2 separate regions of the Mus musculus genome follow, and region 2 is linked to region 1. A link is a loop called in an ENCODE intact Hi-C map of the cell type or tissue named here. Cell type or tissue: left cerebral cortex. All regions are shown on one strand.

The links. Hi-C counts contacts between places; a loop is a spot of excess contacts. Peaks named below come from ENCODE experiments on the same cell type or tissue, not always from the same donor. Only the 100,000 strongest peaks of a DNase experiment are listed, where the experiment ranks them.
Region 2: it touches region 1 in a loop (4-fold over the local background); 2 of 42 quality-filtered maps call a loop at or near these places.

Annotation. Positions count from the first base shown.
Region 1 is chr5:23,846,318-23,854,317 of GRCm38, reverse strand. It overlaps Gm42228 (a long non-coding RNA gene), which reads left to right and starts at 1,279. Exons shown (of 2, transcript XR_880875.3): 1 at 1,279-1,620; 2 at 4,188-4,864. 2700038G22Rik (RIKEN cDNA 2700038G22 gene) reads right to left here and starts at 3,721. Exons shown (of 4, transcript NR_045042.1): 1 at 3,697-3,721; 2 at 2,163-2,197; 3 at 1,558-1,600; 4 at 1-532. Snord93 (small nucleolar RNA, C/D box 93) reads right to left here and starts at 2,085; the gene lies at 2,041-2,085. In left cerebral cortex, CTCF peaks have their summits at 1,251 (motif pointing left), 2,876 (motif pointing right), 3,663 and 3,871 (motif pointing left); DNase peaks (open chromatin) are centred at 3,038 and 3,842; H3K4me3 peaks cover 1,209 bases; H3K27ac peaks cover 539 bases.
Region 2 is chr5:24,097,998-24,105,997 of GRCm38, reverse strand. It overlaps Klhl7 (kelch-like 7), which reads right to left and starts at 5,408. Exons shown (of 11, transcript NM_026448.3): 1 at 5,124-5,408. The coding sequence starts at 5,243. In left cerebral cortex, CTCF peaks have their summits at 4,302 (motif pointing left) and 5,283; DNase peaks (open chromatin) are centred at 4,057, 4,330, 4,762, 5,410 and 1 more place; H3K4me3 peaks cover 2,864 bases; H3K27ac peaks cover 2,251 bases.

The DNA of each region.
Region 1 (8,000 bases):
GTTGAGTAGGCCCAAGCCTGAACCTTCAGGAAAGGTCTGTACTTGAAACAATCAGGCTGGAGTGGTTTGGTTTCTCTGTGTAGCCTTAGCTGTTTTGGAATTTGCTCTGTAGGCCAGGCTGGCCTCATATTCAGAAATGCACCCGCCTCTGCCAGGATTAAAGGTATGCAGCACCACTGCACAGCTCAGGCTAGGCTTATGAGTGGCAGGTGAACCCTTGCCCACGGTGGTTGGCCATTTAGGGAGGAATGAAGAACAAATGGAGTCTCCAAATCACAAGACTCCTAAGAAATATGGGAGGTAGGTTTCTATCTCCTAATGGCTACCCTCCCAGTTTAAGTTCAGACAGCCATTTTAAGTACCTGCAGCAACCAAACCATAGGGCTGCTGTGCAACAGCCATCCTTTTGTTCAGAGGGGACAGGGACAGTCTGCGGGGTCAAAGCAGGTCAGGCTGGCAGGCGATGGTAGATCTGACGAAACCACAAGAAACATCGGGTTTACTCACTGTCAGGTAACTGCACTGGCTTTTCCTGGGGGGGGGGGGGGAACCTAGAGATAAGAAACAATCATTTATTAGAGATGAGAGACCAGTGGGCCTCGGGGTAGGGCTAGGGCCCTAGAGCGAGATTCCTGCATTGGAGATGGGTAGTGTCTGCCAGTTGGATGAAGATCTGGTGAGACTGTGGCCACCACCCCACCCCCACCAGACCATAGTTGCCAAGTTTACTCTGCTCATGCCTGGGAGCGCCACAGCGCATCATCGTGGACAATGTAAAGCTCTTTCACTCCATATATTCAAGACTCTTACTTGGAATTATGAGTTCTCTGAAAACATTAACTTTTTGCTTCATTTCTCTACAGAGCATTTGAACATAATGAGGCATTGACATGGTAGTTTAAATCACATAGGCTATTTGCTCATTCCAGCTACAGCTAGAGTACACATGGTGGGTATTAAGCCAGGACACCAAAAGGATCCTACCATACAACTCACTCTCCTGGGAGGACTAGATCTCTCAACTATGTGTTGGACAATTCTGAGCTGCCAAAGTTTAGGGCTCAGCAATTAGGAGCCCTGGCTGCCTGCTCTTCTTGGAGTTAGGTTCAATTCCTAGCAACCAAGTGTAACTCCAATTCCAGGGGGATTTGATGCCCTCTTCTGGCCTCCACGGGCACTGCACACACATGGTACAGACATGCAGGCAAAACATATAAAAAAGTTTTATAAATAAAACTAAAATTTTCAAAAAAAATTTCTTGATGCCCTCTTCTGGCCTCCAGGGGCACTGCACACATATGGAACAGACATGCAAGCAAACATAAAAGTAAAAATTTTATAAATAAAGCCAATTTTTTCAAAAGATCTTTTATGTTAACATTGTGACATGTTTCAGAGTAGGGCTGACGCATAGAAAACTAAATAATGGAACTTCGTTCTACAGACACAAAATTCTCATGCTCTCTATATACAATGAGAATGCCTCAGAATTCACCCGTTCCCGATATGAAGGGGAACAGGTAACCTAAAACCTTGACTCTACACACAGATGCCTACCTTCTCTTCTAGAAGTCGGACCAGTTCATCTCAAGCTCCAGAGCTGCAGAAGGAACACCAGAGGTAAGTACATCTGCAACCATTACTTAATAAATAAAGCAACACACCCATGTGTGGACTATGTTGACATTAACCATCTTTTAGTATAAATAGAACACTTAATGTACTACCCAGTACATTGGGTGGATCTACTCAGAAATGTTTGAACACAACTTGAAATGCAAAGCCATATCACCCTCTAAGTATTAAACATTCACCAACGCTCCCATTTATTACATTTATTATTTTGAGTGTGCACACACGTGTGCTAGCACACACATGAAGGTGCAAGAATAACTCTAGAGAGCTGGCTCTCTCCACCAGGTCCCAGAATCAAAGGTAACGGGCTTGGCACTGCTAAGCCCTCTCACTCCATTCTCCAACCCCTCATCTACTTTAAAAAGACATGGGGTGACTGCATTAAATTCCTGCCTGTTCTATTGGCCTCAGGTAAATCCTTTAACCCATCACAGCAGCGTATCCAGTCAGGTTAGAGTTCTCATCCTTGGCCAAGAACTGTTCCTGGAATTATGCCTGGAAAGCCAAACTTGCCATCTAACACATACCTTGAATTCATGATCATCCTGGACACAGCACTCATCTGCTCAAAAGAAAAAAGAACCAGCACTGTTACAAGCAGCAGCCACAGCTTCCTTCAGAAAGGACCTTCCTGGTGGCTCCTAGCTGCATCTGGTGATGGAAGGCCTGCCTCTGACTAGCATTTATTCCTGCACAGAGCTCTAATCTTCATACTGCTGACAGCTGGGAGTCCATTTTATTCCCTCTGGGCCATCTTTCCCACTATTTCCACCCCAGAAGCAAAAACTCTTAATGTTTAGAAGCAAATAGTACTGCAGGTAATAGCAGTACTCTTCCTTTAAGAAAGTGAAACATTTTCTCTGATTTCAAAACCAGAAGCAGCGTCAGATGTGTCTCCTGAGCCTGAATGAGGAAGGGAAAAATAACTCCTTACCTTAGAAGGTGGCTCATGCTGCCCTTCACTCTCGAAGGGGCTCAACAGAACCCTAACCTCTAACGGAAAGAAAACTACAACACAGGGAACTTGTTTACAAGAGCCCACAAGCCTATTTTTCCTCTAAAATGTCCTTTACCAGGCACAGTGGCTTATGTCCATAAATGCCAATACTTAGGGTCCTAGAGCACAAATATTCTCTGGGCCAGTATGACAATCTGTCTCAATAATCTAATAATCTTTTAAAAAGATTTATTTCTTCTATATGAGTGCACTGTTGCTATCTCCAGACAACACCAGAGGAGGGCATCAGATCTCATTACAGATGGTTGTGAGCCACCATGTGGTTGCTGAGAATTTAACTCGGGAACTCTAGAAGAGCTGTCAGTACTCTTAACCACTGAGTCATCTCTCCAACCATGATATTTACTTTTAATTGGTGTCTCAATCAGTCACCTCTTAAACAGGGAGGACTCCTGGGTGCTCGCTAAACACCTATACCCGGTCTTAGGAATTCCAAATCACGATTCCTAAATCATTGCTTATAAGTCACCTTGCTTAAGTGCTAATCCAGTGGCTCAGATTTCTCCCAGGACCCAAAACCCAGACAGGCTGGGTCTGTGTCAGCAGTAGGGTAATCCAGGTCCTGTAGGCAGAGGTCCCTGCTGGACTCGGTTGCAGGTATCCGCCTGAATATACCCTCAAACCTTAAAACAAATGAGCACAAAACAAAAAGCCCAGCCTTTGTGCCAAGCAGCAATTAAAGGACACGTGCGGCGGCGAGGACGCGCCTGCGTGGGCGAAATCACCCCTGCCCTTGCTGACACTGGGATTATCCTGCCTCCTGCTACTTTCCGAGCTCTGATCTCATTCGCTTCCTAAATAGTCGATGTCCCCGTCATCGGAGTCCTGGGCGGGCGGGAAGCCCCGAGTGTGCCCAGGACCCGGGCTGTCCGGACGCCGCGCCTCCATCCGAGAGGGGACAAATCCGGGCAGCGCAAGGCTGATCGCCTGTCCCACACAGAAGGGACGCGTATGGGCAGGGACCCGCGCCACGGGCGAGCGCCGTGAAAATCGCCAAGACCACGTGGCGTGGTCCTGGGACTCGCAATGGGGAGAGTACTTACCAGGAGCGCGCCGCGGCGGAAGAGCTGGGCGCCAGGGCGGGACCGAGTTTAAAACCGACCGGACATTGAGCACCGGGGCTCAGCCAACCAGAGTGGCCCAGCGCCCCTCCTGCCCGCCCCTTCCCCCGTTCCCGCCTGACTCCAGCGCCGGCCCTCACGCGCCCCCTGGCGGCACCAGAGCCACTGGCCCCGCCCGCTTCCCCAAAAAGACTTAAACTATGTCTGTCTGTGATATTTGCATGTGCTCAAAATGCCAGACATAGGTGTCAGCTTCCCTGGAGCTGGACTCACAGACAGCTGTGAGCCTCCTAAATTGAATGCTGGGAACTAAATTCAGGTCCTCTACAAGAACAGAACACTGTTTAAGCGGCAAACCATCTCTCTAGCCATGTAAAAACAAAACGTAAACCAACCAAACAGACCAAAACATCCGCCATTAAATTCCTGCTACATCCTGCCACAAGTAAGCCACCTTTTATTTCTCCTTATAGCAACAGCCCTCAAAAGAGTTGCCTACTCTTTGTGTGCTCTTGGTATGTTAAGCGTCACAGGCCACTGAGGAACTGAAAAGTAAGACACCACCATGGTACCACTTACACACTTATCAAAACGCCTGCACCCCAGACCCCACTCATCCATTGCTTGTGGGAACGCAAGAGGAGAATTCAGAAGACAGTGGTGTAAGAAGGAACCAACTGAAGCCATTTGGAACAGGCCTTAACTCAAAGTTTAAGTTCCCAAGACCTCCCTGGGTAACTGACTTCCTGCTTGGTGAGTAGAAGCATGGATGCTAGGTGAGTGCACTTCAACATGAACGCTGCAGTTGAGTCCTGTAGGAACAGAGTAAGTGCACCACAAAGACGTGCTCTTAAGGAAGTCCCCTACCCCTAAGTCCTGATTGGTGGGATAACTTAGCACAGACGTTTATGGATTTCAAGCTTAAAAGCCCCGTACCATTCTGGCTTGGGGTTGCAGTTCAGTTCCTGAGTCTCTTCTATGGCCCTGATTGATCAGCAGCAGCCCGAGTGCAATACATCTTTGTCATCTGCTTAAATACTTACTAAGATGTTCGAAGACGCAGTCAGACGGAGTCTGTGCTGCTGTTCCTAACTGGTTGATTTTTGCTGCCTAATTCAAATAAAGATCTTGCTTTGGGGGGACTCTTGAACCTGCTCGGGTTGTTTTGGATTTTTAGACCCCAACACAAGAACATATCTATAGGCACCTTAAACTGTTTCTCTATTTGTTTCTCAGTATGTGTACGTGAGTGTCTTTGTGTTTGTGCTCGTGTTGCCCATGCACGTGGAGGTCACAGGTTGGTGTTTCTTTCCCTCAATTATTCTCCACATTATTTTTTGAGACAAGTTCTATCACTGGGCGTCACTGACTCAGCTAGACTCTTCACTAGTCCTCCCCGCCCTGCAGAGGTCTCTGCAGCCTGCATGGGCATCAGAGAGAGGAGCCTTGGGAGGTGAGGATACAAGGCAGGTCAGCTCCACAGGGCTCAGTGGTCAGCGCTGACAAAACTTTGGCAGTCAGACCTCAGTTATTTATTTTAGGTATACTTAAGCACAGCACAGTGTGGCCAAAACTATCCTTGTGATGGTTTGTTGCATTCGTCCTCGACCAGCCCGAACGACAAGACCACCAGTTCTTCTAACAGCAGTTTATTCGGCAACCTTCAGTCTTCATCTCTCTCCCTCTTCATCTCTCTCCCCCAACCCCGGGCCTCTCACTCTTATATACTCTCAGCCCGCATCCACTCACGGCAGGCCACGTCACCTCACCAGGCACAAGGCTTCAGCCAATCAGGGCGGCAGGGGCGCGTCTCCACCAAATATAGATTTGTTTACACCACCAGCTCTGCATCCGGCAGGCACCATCTTTAAGGTGCCGCTCAGGCAGCCTAAGGGGGAGGCTACAGCCTCCTACAATGGTTACCTCAATCCCACATGCACAGGAAGCATACCTAGGTCAGTCTCTCTGTCTCCCTTCTCCCTCCCCTCCTCTCCCTCCTTCTGAAAGACCCACAACGTGAGGACTCCCCCACGTTCTGACTCAGGAGAGGCAACACCCCAAAATCACTCACAAGAAACGGTCTTGCTGCAAACTGCAAGAGGATTTTTATTCAAGAGCGCTCTCAGGCCCACGGTCATACACCATGCAGGGGTAGAGGACCGTGGGGCGCCGAGTAGCTGGATAAGGGGGTATTTAAAGGAAGAAACCACAACTCAAGGAGGTGGGGAGGGCGTTGTTGGAAAATACCAAAAATACCAGTTAAGAGTCACAAGGAAGTGCAAAGTCACAAGAGTCACGAGGAATACCTGGTAATTGTGAGGGTTATTTCTCAAGACAGTTTCTAAGAGCCCCTAACAATAGCACATTCTTTGAATGAACACTCTTTGAACCCAGGAAGCGGGTGGGTGGAGGAATGTTGCTATCTGTTTTATGACCAGCACACCTTGAAGCACTGAGCCACAAAGGCCACACTCCAAACCTGGGCCCAAAGGCCTAGAATTTTGTTTTTACGTTTTACTCTTTCACTTCCTCCACCCCCTACCCCTCTCTGGCTTTTCAAGACAAAGTTTCTCTGTGTTTCCCTGGCTGTTCTGGTACTCAAACTCAGAGCTCTTCCTGCCTCTGCCTCCTGAGTGCTGGGAGTAAAGGCGTGGGCCACTGCAGGGCCATACCTCAATCTCTTTGTGGAACATAGACAGATCAAATGTGACTACAGCAAATCTCTTTGTAAAGTACATGTGACACCTTCCATAACAGGAGGTTTTGTTGCTTGCCTGAGGGAAAACAAGAATGGGTCTGGAGGAGCGTCCAGCACCAGAAAGTCTTCAGCCACCCAGATTGTACAGAGGTCACCAAGCTAGAAAGTATGTCTGCTCAAGGCTTCTGGGAGGAAAACAGGTTTGATTTTACATTCCTTCTCTTGAAGAACCAAGCCTGTGTGGTTACCATCCCAGGCTCTCCTAGTGCATGCCTATGAGTACCAAGACCACCACGCCCCCTATACCTCCCAGCACTGGTGTGAGAGACAAGTGCCTCTGTAAAAAACTGTCCCTCCCCCTTTCAATGTGGGTGCTAGGTTTCCAATCCAGTCCTCAAGCTTGCCGGGAAAATGCTTTACTGATTAGACCGAGACTGCAGCCCCTCATTTTAGTTTTAAATGAAAACCAACATGAACTAAGAGGCAGCTTTCTTGACACTCCTTCCACAGAGACTGACTTGTCACAAGGTTTCTCTTCCTACTTCTAATGTACATAGAAGATGGAGAGGTGGGATGGAGAAGGGAATCACATCTGCCATTGATTCAATGTGAAGATATATTGTTGCAACTATCAACTTTCTGATCCCTGAGAATAATCGGGAAGTAGCAGGGCTGAGGACAGAGAGGAAAGAAGGGCAGAGAAGTGCGCAGTGAGGTGGATCAGTGGGTCAGTATTTGAAAAGTTCAATCCCAGACCCCATGGAAGGGTGGAAGGAGGAGAAAGACATCTCAAAGTTTTCCTCTGAGCTGCATTCGTACACTATGGCATGTGCTTGTATACACACACACAAACACATGCACATGCACACACATGCACACACACCTCACACCTCATAGACAGATATACACACACCACAGACCTACACAGACACACACCACACAGACATACATATACCACACACCTCACAGACAGACAGACACACCACAGATGCACATAGACACACCACACACACACACAAACCACAGACCCACACATATCCACACACCACGGACACACACATCACAGACACATACATGTCACATACCTCTCAGACAGACAATCAGACACACACACACACACACACACACACACACACACCACACAAAGAGACACATACAGAGAAACAAATACACCACACATAGACACCACTCACTACAAGGACACAAATAACACCTCATAGACAGACACACCACACACCTCACAGGATGACAGACACACACATACACCACACAGACACATACACACACATCATACCTCCCAAACAGGCAGACACACACACACCACACACCTCACAGACAGACACACAGACACACACACACCACAGACACACAAATACGTATACCACATACCTCAGAGATAGACAGACAGAAATACATACACACACACACACACACCACAGACACACACAAGTACATACACACACATCATTCCTCACAGACAGACAGACACACACACACACCACACACACATCATACACATACATACACACACACACCACCGACACACACACACAGACAGAGACACACCACACAGTCATGCAGACACAGA
Region 2 (8,000 bases), 250 kb before region 1:
TCCCGCCAACTCCTCCCAGAACCTCCCTACCTCCCCAATTTCATGTTCTTTCAGTGTTTAGAATTTTTCCCCCTTTTCCTTTCCTTTTTTTCTTTTTCTCTTGAAACAGTCTCATTTCATAACTAATGATACACTGGATAAATCATGATATATTTGTATAATGGAGAAATACCATATTCCATAAGGAATGAGCTACTTAGTCTACATAGTAACACAGATAAGCACACTAATACTGGTTTTTAAGAAACTGGAGCATGATGCCAGGGCATACCTCAGTGTGGGGTAGAGCTTGCTCAGCATGTGCAGGGCCCTGGGTTTAATCTCCAGTGAGGTAGAAAAGAAAACAATGGAAGCAAAATAAACCCAAGCATACACTGCATGATTCTATGCTTACCTATAAAAATAAATTCATAAGATAATGGTAATTGTCATGGGAGAAAGAGATTGAGAGGCACAAGAAACCATTTTTGTATTGGTCACATTTTAGTCCTATTGTTAAGAATGTATTCACTTTATAATTACTGAGTTTCTGATTTGTAAAACTTACACTTAATCAGAAAGTTCACTTTAAAAACAGAAAGACAGAAATGACCAGGATGATGAAGGAAAAAGCACAAACCCCAAAAAGCTAAAGCTGCTGTCAGTGTACAACGATACTCCTACAGTCTGTACCAAAGCTAATGCCAAAGCTTACATACACTGGTAATTAAACAATGGGACCAAGGCGGGCCCCTCAGAAGTAACTAGGTATAAAGGGATCCATCCTCAGGAACACAGTATGGTTCCTATGAGAGCGACTTAGGGGCTGGAGAGATGGCTCAGTGGTTAAAAGCTCATACTGCTCTTGCAGAGGACCCGAGTTTGGTTTTAGCACCACGTGGGATATTTCACAAATGCCTGTAGCTTCAGGTCCAGGGGACCTGATACCCCTGAAGGCACCTGCAGTCATGTGTACTATCTACTATCTACATGTACACGATACTCTTAAAAAAAAAAAAAAAAAAAAACTCTTTAAAAACAAATGAGTAGCTTAGTTGTATGAGTGAATTTTTATAAGAATGCCTGTCATTTCCCCCGCAGTCTCAGTTGTTCTCTAACACAAGGCCGATTCCTTTCTGATTTTCATGGTGCACTATATAGTACCCAACAGACGTTGAACAGATATTGGTAATGTCTTGGACTTCCAAAATCAAAAACTAAATAATTGTTTTCTTCATAATTACTAACCTTTGATTATTTTGTTATAGAAACAAAATAATGACCTCATAGCAGTATATAAAAGAAATGACCAAAATTGTGTTACCTAAATCCATAAACAAATTAGCAGGTAGGGTAGGGACTGGAATTGTGGTATGCTAACCTCCACCTGTTTGGAAATCTTAAAAGAATGTTTCAGGGTCTGTGCAGAGGGCTATTGTCATCCAAGCACTCATTTCCTTCATTGGCAATGGAATAAGGTTTAAATTGAAACAAAATATAACCCAAATTTGAGATACAAAGTATTTACCAAAGAACAAGAACACTTCTAAAACTCAAGCCTTTTCTTGGCCTCTGCTTCAACCTACCCCCATCAACTGCCCTTGTCAGTCATTCTTAGTTAAATCTTTCCTGTGTCATGAGCAACGCTATATGAACAATAACTACTACAAAATGAAACTATACATCTTTTTTTAAAATGTGATTTTCATGAAAATGGCCCCCACAGACCCATAGAAGGTGACAATGTTAGGAGTTTGGCCTTCCTGGAGGAAGTGTGTCACTGCTCAAGCCAGGCCCAGTGCCTTTTTCTGTGGCCTGCTGATCCAGATTCAAAACTCTCAGCTACCTCTTTCAGCACCATGTCAGCCTGCAGGCTGCTATCTTTCCCACAATGATGACAATGAACTAAACCTCTGAAATCTGTAAGCCAGACTCAATTAATGTTTTCCTTTGTAAAAGCTGCCTTGGCCATGGTGTTTTGGGACTTTGGACTAGTAAAGCAGTTGAATGTTTTAAGGTCTTAATGAGCCATAATAGTAGAAACAGGGACAACAGTAGGTTAATGAGGTGGTGGGGCTGGCTCAAATGGTTCCAGAGAAGAATGTCAGTACGTGGGCTAAAGACGATGCTTTTGATATTTTGGTGAAGATTGTAGCTGCTTTCTACCCTGCTGCATCCACTCCAGGAGTGACTCACATTACAGGTTTGGAAACCTGGAAGCAGTCCTTAGCAAAGAGTTTCAAGGAAACTCAGCCTCCTGGAACCTTGGCATTCATTCCCATAGCTAGAATGCATCAGATTTGTCCCTGCAATGTTGTGGAGGGTCTTGCATGCTTTCTTACAGTATTTTACTGGATAAGAGTTAGAAATCTCAGGGCAAGCTTAGCAAAGTATACTTAGAATCTTCACTACAGCCAGGTATAGCAGGCTACATTGCTATTAGAAGCAAGTTGGTGAATTCTTCTGACAAATGGAGATTCCCCACAGACACTTAAAAGAACAGCCAAGTTACCTTCATATGCAAGAATTTACCAAGGCCTAGGAAATAGGGGTTCTGGTATTGCATTATTCATGAGGTCTGCTAGATCAGAACCCCCTGGTGGTGGGCTTAACAATAGACTAGCATTACACCTGGCTCCCTTCTTAGAGGTAAATGTGGCCTGGTCTCCGCCATCTTTTGATGTATGCATTCCTTTTGTTTTGTGTCACTGTAACTTAGCAGGGAAGTGTTTGCCTGGTTTCTTGTTACTCTTCTGTATAAAAAGTAGGTTGCTCGATTTGACAAATTATACTCAGATTCAACATGCTCTCTCCTGTCGTCTCTGTTTGTCACCCACTTTTGCTGACTCCTTCACCCACCTGCAACCAGAGACCCGTTCCACGAAGATAGAAGACAAAAAAAGGGGATAGTCTGTTGCACTACCCTTGTCCAAAAATCTGCCTGAGGCTAAATTGGAAGGTAATAGATTAACAGCTTTGGCAGAGATTTCAAAATATCCTACTATTAACTGTGTGGTTATCAGAGCCATTTTTATATAGATCTATAATAAAAAGGAAGAAGATGAGCAAGGAAAATATATAAAATGTACAGTTTGAGGAGAAAAGGGGCACCAGGAAGTGTAATGGTCCTTGTGCTCAAGGAGATGAAAAGTTGTAAAAACCTGATTCTAACTGTAATATAAGGGTGGTGACCTCAGGGCAAGACTCCATCCAATTAATCTTTCAACTTGTGAAAAAGTTTAGGGCCAGACACACTAGTACACACCTTTAATCAATCCCAGCACTCAGGAGGCAGAGGCAGGCAGATCTCTGAGTTCAAGGCCATCCTAAACTATAGACCAAGTTCTAGGACAGACAAGATTAAGCAACAAAAGAAACTACAGTGAAAATGTTTTGAATAAGAGGTCCGTGTTCCGCCTTTAATCCAAGCACTTGAGAGGCAGAAGCTATACAGAGAAACCCTGTCTTGAAAAAACCAAAAAAAAAAAAAAAAAAAGGGGTCCGTGTTCCAGCCCCAGCAAGCATCAGAACTTGGCAATAAAACCATAAAACAAAGAAAAATACATGAATCCATTAAGGTGATTAAAATGCTCTAGGAGTCTATAATAGCTCAACAAAAATAAACTATGTGAATCAGTACAAAATGGTACTATGCATCTTTGTTAAATGCAGGAATCCTCCAAGTTGATAAAAATGCTACAGGAGTCTGAAATACACCATAAAACAGATTAAATTAGCCACAGTAGAAGGGTCAGATCCCTGAGTGCTCACCAAATATCCATATTCTTCTTTGTATTCAATAGCATAACCTTGATTTTTCAGTAAATCTCATAACTGTATTTCTATTTTAACAAAAAAGATGTCACAATATTCTAAAGCTAAGTCTAAGAAATATGAATTAATTTTAAAATCAAAGAACTAAATAACATGTTGGTTCAGACCATCTTCTTGTAACACCTGATGGATGCTGTGACTTTGTTGCAGCCTATCTAAGGAATGAGGTAATGCTTTGCAAAGCTCCAGCCCACATCTGCCACAGTTCGGGACAGTAGGAGTATACCAGAATGAGCTTAAACAAATTTAAGCACCAGTGAGTTCGATTTAATTACCACTAGAGGTACACATCAAAGACACTTGCAATCTCAAATCATCAATTCTGTAGATCTCAAAAAGGTTACACAAAAAGAACACAAATATGAAAAGAGATGCATTTTAATAAAGAAGCCAGCCATTCACAGCTATTTCAGCATAAAAACCAGGAAAGATATAGGCATTGAAAACATAGTATCTATCCGCTACAACCAGAGCAGTGTGCCATCTTGTGAACAAAGAGAAGACTGCTGCGACCAGTGTTTGGCCTTAAGAAATCAGGAGTTGGTATCTTCCGAAATAAATCTTAAGATTCTTCTGCTGCCCATACTCACAGCAAAAGCGTCAGAAAGCCGAATTAGGTTTTTTAATCACTCAAGCTTATCTGTAGTGCTTTGTCCTCTTGAAAAACAGATTTCAGAGTCAACAAACTGACAAACATCCCCAGAATCCATAATGTGTTCTCTACCAAGTAAAACTCACGGAACCAAAAACCAACCAAGTGGTGTTCCCCTGCTTACCGGTCTATTGGAGGTTATAATCTAGTTAATTCTATCAAACACCTATCTACCGTCTCCATCGTTAAGCCGTGCCTTTCATAACCCACCTTTCAACCAAATGCTGCGGTTTCTCCAATACACGGCAAAATCAAAGACAGCACAAAGAGATCCTCTTGGTTAACAGTGGCGCCAGAACCCTTAGAAAACTGCTATTTACTGGTGACTGGCGTCGCCCTAAATGACAGGTGATTTATCAACTCGTGCCACTTGGGTGACAGGGCGGCGGGGCGGGAGCCTCCCTCCGAGAGCTCCAGATGACACCGCACGGTAAGGGAAGGCTCCAGGCCTCACGGGGAACTGGATGAGACCGGTTACACAACCGCCCCGGAGGCCCCCCGCCCGCCGCAGGAGTCCCCGTCGAGCGGGCCTCGGAAGCCCCGTGGCGGAGCAGGCCGTCAGCCAAGGCGCCGGCCCCGCCGCCAGCCTCCGCCGGACCCCTGCCCACCGCCCCGCACCGCCCCGCACCGCCCCGCACCACCCCGCACCGCCCCGCACCTGTTTCCTCATGTTGTTCATGACGCCCATGAACCCCGCCAGCAGCTTGGCTTCTTCGCGAGCCGCAAGTTTCTTCTCAGTTTTCTTCTTGCTACTCTTTTCCACGCCGGAGGTGGCCATCCTCTCTTTGCCCTCTGCGGGTTCGCGGCGACAGTTTGCCCGCCACACGCGGCAGTCTGGAGCACGGCTTCGGCGGCGGAGCTCGGAGAACTGCGGGAAAGCCGAAGGAGGACGAGACGAAGCCAACTCGGCCACGGTTGCAAGCGAAGGGAGTCCCAAGCATGCGCACTGGGTCGGGCGGGGGGGGTGCGCTCTAAGGAGGAGGGGGCGGGGCAGTGCGTCACAGCCACGCGACGCCCTAGCAACCGGCTGCGTCGCGCGGTGCGGCGTCCTCAACAGTGGGTACCCTTCGGCCTGATCCAAGCTCGCGTGTGCTTTTCTTCTACCAAAGGCCGACTTCCCAGGTTTAGATTTCGTGATGATCTATTTTGGATAATTGTGTAATAGAACAAACTAAGACGTCTCCCTATGGCGTAAGCTCCCTGAGAACAGGGTCAGTTCTTCACTGCCTTTTCAGACTGGGGCTCATTGTAGGCGCTCAGTAACTATTACAGGAAAATTGCATACTGCAAGGCAAAGGTTATTTAGGATAAGCACAAGAGTTACTTGTTTGAGATTCAGAAAGCAAAACCATTGTCCTGTCGATTTCTCCTCTCCGTGACATGCCTGCCTGTTTAGTAGGCTGTCTTTCTCATTAAAACAGATCTGGTGGGTGATGGTGGTGGTGGAGGCAGAGAGTGGTGGACTACTGAGAGAAACCCTGTCTGGGGAAAAAAACAAAATCAAAAAAACCAAAAAACTAGAGAGCAGGTGTTAGTTCCAGCCAACTTTATTGAGGTTTCCCCGGGCAGTTCTACTGGAATACAGAACTCAGTCCTAGAACTCACAGAAACATGTTCATAATGAGTTTTTTATTTTGCTGTTTAGGAATACACAGGACTGAAGTCGTTATTTCTAGTAATGAACTTTCTACATAGCCTCAGTTTTCTACCTAGATGTATGAAGAACTAGACAGAAGTTTTATGTAAAATGATCTAGACCGCTGTTGATCTAAAACAATAACTGCTTAAAAGAAAATTAAATAAATTATTTTAAGCTGCATAGGGTCAGCAATGGCCTAAAAAGGGATTGAACATATCCTGGACAGTATGTTTCTTTATAAAAGAGATTAGATAAATATATTTATCTGCAGGAGGTGGGGGAAGAAAGTTAATCAAGGCGTTTACCAGATACACTGGTGGGAGCATCAAGTTGGTGGACCACAGCACAGTGAGAAAATCCTTTTGGAAGTTTTAGACGTCATATATATATGATGCCCCCTTTCAACATGTTTTATTTAAGATAACTTTTAAATTAAATATATTCTAATCATATTTTTCCTCTCCCTCAGATCCTTCCAGATCTTCCTGTCCCTGCTCACCCAACTTTTTTTTTTTTTTTTTTAAATATATTTATTTATTTATTATATGTAAATACACTGTAGCTGTCCTCAGACACTCCAGAAGAGGGAGTCAGATCTTGTTTCGGATGGTTGTGAGCCACCATGTGGTTGCTGGGATTTGAACTCCTGACCTTCAGAAGAGCAGTCGGGTGCTCTTACCCACTGAGCCATCTCACCAGCCCTCACCCAACTTTTAAGTTGTTTGTCAAACAAACAAATCCAATACTGTAACAAAACCAAGAAAATATATAAAATGACACCCCAAAAGAAAAACAAACATCAAGTTGTAATTAAAGAAAAGTGCATGCGTGCTTGTGCATGCAAGTGTACACACATACACACACACATACACACACACACACACACACACACACACAAAGCTGGAGTCTATTATATGTTTGTCAACTATTCCTGAAAATGAGACCTTCTCTGGAGTGATTGGTATACACCAGTGTCACGCCATTAAACAAAACTGTTTTTCCCTCTCCCAGCGGGTATAAATGACAGTTTAGTTCTTACCTTCATCCTAGTGGTTTTCATGCATTCACTTTTTTAAAAATACAACAAAATAAAATATAAAACAAGACCCATTACTTTGAGATTGGACCAGGCAACCTAACAAAAGGAAGAAAACCCTTGAGAAGACACAAGAATAAGAGACCCACTTGTTCACAGACAGGAATTTAAACAACAACAACAACAGCAACGCACTAAACTGAAAAGCCATACTGTCTATACAGAGGACCTGGTGCAGACCCATGCAGACCTTGTGCATTCTGTGTCAGTCTCTGTGAGTTCCTGTGAGCTTTGCTCATACTGATTTAGTGGTCCTTGTTTCCTTGGTGTCCTCCATCCCCTCTGGCTCTTGCGCTCTTTCTGTGCTCTTTCTACCTCCTGTTTTGCAGAGTTTCCTGAGCTCTGATGGAAGGGATTTGTTGGAGACATCCTATTTAGAGCTGAGTGTTCCAAGGTCTCTCACTCTCATTGTAATGCCTGGCTGTGGGTCCCAATATTTGTTTCCATCTGCTTCAGGAGAAAGCTTCTCTGATGATGGCTGACCAAGGCACTAATTTATGAGTACAACAGGATATTTTTAGAATAATAAATATTATTTGTATTTTATTACTACACTGATTTCTTTTCTCTCTTTTTTTTTTTTTGACTAGTATTATTTGATTTTATCCTAGGTCCCTGAACTATCTAGTCTCTGGTTCTTGGCCACCCAAGTAGTATGGACCACCCAAGCAGAGTTGGTTGCTTACTCCAGAAGCTTTGTGCCATCATTACCCTAGCATAACTTGTAGGCAGTACACCATTGTAGATAAAGAGTTTGTTGCTGGTTTGGTGTTTATGTTTCTCTTTTGGTAGCGTGAAGA